2 separate regions of the Homo sapiens genome follow, and region 2 is linked to region 1. The links are chromatin loops, found by intact Hi-C in ENCODE. Cell type or tissue: PC-3. All regions are shown on one strand.

Region 1 (2,500 bases):
TAAAACTTGAAATTTGAAAAACTTTAATTCTCACTGATGCCCAACAGAATTTGATGTGGCTTAACGGAAAATCATTAACACAAGAGTAAGAGGAAAAGGACCAAGCCATGGGGGAGAAAAGAAGGGAATTTGTTGTTGTTGCTCTGTTTGTTTTGTTTTTTGTTTTGTTTTGTTTTGAAATAATTGAAGATCGAACATTGAATTTTCACCCCAGGGAATTTCTACATAATGACAAAATTTGTTTAATTGTGGGATTAATAGGGGGCTCAAAAGTCTTTTACTTGGAAACTGCTGAGCCTGGCGAGCAGTGACTATCAGCAGTTACCATCTGACAGTTATTCTGTGGCTTAAGGAAAATGGCTTGTGGTCGCAGTCCAATTCCTGCTGGACAGGTATCCGCATCATAAGAAACCACCACTAAATTTGGCACCTAGACGAACTATTATTGGCAGCAGAGAAAGAAGGCCTGAATCAGCATTCGGATTTGAGAGCCCTGACCATCTAACCTGGTCACTCCAGGTCAGGACTGAGAGTGGCGTGTTTGCAGGGTTTAAAGTGGGAACATTTAAGGGATTATTGCCTGATGCCATTTGACGGTCTATGAATAAAATGATTATTCAGATATCTAGCGTTTCCCATCTGGCACATTTTTATGTACTTAATTGCATCAAGAGAAGGAAACCCCCCGCCCCCTTATATTGAATATGATCTTTTATCAGCCTCTTAAAAAATACAAGCAGATACTGCAGGCACTATTACTATGTAACAGTGTATTCAAGTACTCAAGGTTGTTTTAAATAGTCATTGTGCTGACAGAGCTCACATTTTTACAGAATGACAAAGCGATGATGAGGAAAAGCAAAGAAATCCATGCCAAAGGGCCATTCAGCAGTGAAAGCATGGCTTTTAGTGAGCTTGCACGTTCGTAGGCAGTTTACTACTGACCACCTCAAGGGCAGCAGAGGCCCCATGGTGGTTCTATCCAAAGAGTGGAATTCTCAAGGCTTTATTTGCCTTAAACTTGATGTCCTAGTAGACCTGATATCTACTGCAGAGAAGTATAAATGGCTTATTCTTCCAGTAGGAGCTCACTTTGTTTCCTTCACTCCTCTATACCTGGTTGCTTTTAGTCAACACACAGTAAAATACACCCTTGAATGGAGAGAGTATACTAATGGATCAAAGGTGTTCCAAGGGCATTGCCACCAATATGTCAACAGTAGGATTTACCTGGCCCAGGGGGCCCGCCAGTCATTTAACAGGGTAGCAGTCTGGGGTGCCAATAGGCTCTGCAGCATTGTAGCTAAGGCTGACCTCAGTAGGGTGGTGCACCTCCTGCTGGTCAATAAATGAGGTAAATTTAATGGCAGCCTTTGAGGTGAACCAATGTTTTATTCCTTGGCCAAGGCTGAAAACGTGGCTGGCCATAAGGAGGAGAGGGTGATATTTAGGAGCGTGGAGAGGCAGGCAAAGTGCTCGTAAAGACCTTGGAAAATGCTTATAAACGTGGTTGAAAAGAGACAAGGCATTGGAAACAAAAGCAGATTTTCCAAACCAAATCTCTGAGATGCAATTATATATATTTTTTTTCTGGAAACAAGCTCTGGTTGAACCGTGTGGTACAACTGTTAACAGCCTTTTGCCAGAAGGAGTCAAGTAAACATGGCAAAGAAATGTTTTTCTCCTTTAGGGAATATTCACTTTTCTCTTTCCTATGACTTTTTTTTTTTCTTTTAGCCCTACCTGGAAATAGTTATAGTTGTTATAATCATATCAAACTAAATTAACGTAATTTAGAATAATTAAAGTTTTGTGGGTTTTTTCCTCTTTCTTTATACTGTATTTACTTAGTTTCTTTGCATAGTCAAAACTTTTGGCATTTGAAATCATTTAAATTAAAAATGTTGTAGATGCTTTTACAGTAAATCAAAGACAATTTTTTTTTACAAAGTTTCAATACACTTCCAAAGTCGCAGCAAGACGATAATTGTAAACAAAAGCAGTAGAACTGATGCAATTAGGGCAAATATAATCTAATTAATAACTTACCTGTAGATGATCGTGATTTGAGGGATTATAAGGACTCACAATAGTTAAAATATATTTACCTGTCATTCCATAACATTAAGAACCTACTTTCTCTCTCTCCCTTTTTTTTTAAATCTAACTTCTGACTTTCAGAGCTTCCTTTGTAAATGATTTTTAAATTGAAGGAAAGGGGTAGGAAAAAGCTCAGTAACCTTTTAATATTTTTTTATTGCTTTAATCTATACCTAGGAAATGTCAGGGTACACATTATCCAATATTTTCTGGGAGTTTTAAATTAGTCAAGTGCACAGGAAGCATTTGGTTTCCACTAAATACCTAAATACTTCCTCTTTTCTTGGTCTATTTTCTCACAATAATAGAAACAGAAGTCCTGGTCATTCGCAAAATCCTTCAACCTAAAGAAAGCTAGATGCTTTATTAGCATCTGATTAATACAGCTGCTTTTTAAAAT
Region 2 (2,500 bases), 130 kb before region 1:
CTGAGTCTTGTCAAGCCTTCAGTAGGGGAGCAACACAGGTGAATTAATAAGGCCAAGGAGACACGTTTAAAGAAAAGGGAAGAGAAGGGGAGCTATTTGCCCAGAAAACAGTGATTTGAAGAAAACCAGTCTGGAAGTGTATGATGAGGGTACATTTTATAAAAGATTACAGCAGCTGCTTTGCCTTGCCATGAAATAAACAAATAAGAATTAATTTTTAGAAGCGGTTATAATAACTTTAAATGAGGAGTGTTGCTACCTATAATTGATTGTAAGGGGAATTGGGCTTTTAAATATAATACTGGGTTAAGTACACATTCTTCTGAGACCCTGTCAGCAGAATGCTGATGTTTGTAATTGGAAAAGAGAATGTCTCTTAAGGATCTCTTTAACTAGTCAGCCTAAAACACAGATTCTCATCCTCAACTAGAATGCTATTCCTATTCACAAAAACCTGGGGAACATGATCACATTAATGCCCAAGAGATTTATAGCAAGAATAAGAGCAAAAGAAAATCTATGTATTTTTGAAGACATGGACTTCCCTAGTGGATATGTTTTCAGATTCTAAGAGTTAGAGGTAAAAATAAATTTTTAAAGTTTATTTTTTTAAAGTTACTTTATTATTTGTATCTACTTTGGTAAAATTCCAAAATAAGACAGTGATTTCTACTGTTTTGGTTAACTTTTGCCTTCCTCATACTCTCTGTGAGTATTCTAAATTTGAGACTGTTGGTGATAAATCAATTTCCTGAGAACACTTTAGCTAATATTAAAACTTAATATATATGGTTATTATTTTTAAAGTTTACTTTTTTCATGTTTACATTGTAAAAAATAAATGACTGAAATTTAGGTAACATGAGGAGAGCAATATTCTGAAAAATGAGGTGAAGTACCAATTTAATGTTTAGATAAGGACCAAAATTTCTTTAGAATAACTTTTATTTAAAGACATATCAAATTTAAGACATTATTATGACATTGTCAATTTGAATAAGATTGGTTTTTAATCTATGGCTAGAGAAAATTTATAAAAGAGCCAACAGTCTCTAGTTTGTAGTTTTATCCAATTTTACTTTTCATTCCTTTCGAGGGTAATTTCATTACATTCTATCCAGCAAACAGGAGATGGCAGCATTACTTCAGCCGTTCAAAAAGACACTCAATCCCTTCTGAAAAGAGAAGGCTGGGAGCTGATGGAGAGTAGAGATTTAGCAGCAGGTGCTACAATGTACATAGAACAGAGGAATGTATGTTTCCTATGTAGGGTACATAGGAAACAAATGTGAAATAAAACTGTTTAATGCCTCTGAATGCTGCAGATTTTTACGCATATTTTCCAGTGTAACAGGCCCTTCCCCTGTAAAAGTGAAATGGGTCAGATGTTGAGATTTTTATGGGATTTAGAAAGCTGTGCATGCATAACAAAGAGCTTGGCTCTACAGCTGTAGGATTTTTAATCTCTGTTTTTTTATGGAGTAGTAATTTTCTAAGAACACTAGACACTCATTTTCTTTATTTCTTCTCAAATTTCTAAGCATACATTAATAATAATATGGAACTTGGGTCTCAGGTCAAAAAAATACATACATGATCCAAACTACTGATATCTGCTACAACTGTTAATGCAGGAGATAAAATATTAGATTGGTAAATCCATGGACCTCAAGGCCTCAGCTCGTTTTTCATGTCAATTGGATACCTCTCCTTGAGGAAGCAACTTCTAAGGAACACAGATCTGTAATATACAAACTGGGTTTATTTTGTTGAATTTTTTTATATATCTGTAAATAAATTTACTTATGTTTTGTTTGTGAAAAATTTGGAATAGTCTTTCTTAGCTTCTTTCAGGAAATCTAACCAGCCACTTGGAAAATCAAAAATTTTATTAACTTTAAGTAAAAGAAGAGAAATAAAGGCCTAAATAGAAGTTTCCTTGATGCTGATATTAGACCTTTAACCCTGGTTAAGGAAGAAAAGATTCAAAGAATTATTCAAAAATTCAAAGAAAAGATTTAAAAATTGTCTCCATTCTTTGAATGGAGACTTGCCTTCCAGCCTTTATCTTCATTTTAAATTCTATATTCTTAGGAGCCTTGTTTAGGAGATATTTCTCCAAACCCTATTTTTAAAATGTGGATTTTTGTTGTTCATTTTAACTAACATCTGAGCTTTAATTTCCTCATATCTGCACATAATCTGCTTCAGGCTATGATTGCTTTTTTTTTTCTCTTTTGAGAAAGCAACCTTTCCATGTTGGCATAAATTTGACTTGTATGTACTAAGCAGAACATTTTATTAATATGCTAACCATTTTTCCATTAAAATCCAAGGCTATCACATACATAAATATAGCTTTTATGGGTTCACCAGAGATTCAAACGTGAACCTGAAATTTAGTCTACCACTTGGCAGCTTATGTCAACTGGCAGGGCTACTATATCAGAAATAATGACTTGAGTGTGAGTTTGAATAAATGAAAACCATAGATGTTTAA

Evidence for each region. A loop is a pair of places that touch in the nucleus more often than their neighbours do. Peaks named below come from ENCODE experiments on the same cell type or tissue, not always from the same donor. Only the 100,000 strongest peaks of a DNase experiment are listed, where the experiment ranks them.
Region 2: it touches region 1 in a loop (9-fold over the local background); 22 of 110 quality-filtered maps call a loop at or near these places.

Annotation. Positions count from the first base shown.
Region 1 is chr6:132,960,483-132,962,982 of GRCh38, forward strand. No RefSeq gene overlaps it. Among named protein-coding and RNA genes, the nearest start is that of LINC00326, 130 kb to the right of the region's middle. In PC-3, a CTCF peak has its summit at 1,334 (motif pointing left); DNase peaks (open chromatin) are centred at 409 and 839; H3K4me3 peaks cover 1,434 bases; H3K27ac peaks cover 2,019 bases.
Region 2 is chr6:132,829,286-132,831,785 of GRCh38, forward strand. No RefSeq gene overlaps it. Among named protein-coding and RNA genes, the nearest start is that of SNORA33, 13 kb to the left of the region's middle. In PC-3, CTCF peaks have their summits at 1,143 (motif pointing right) and 1,342; no DNase peak of the experiment used is centred here.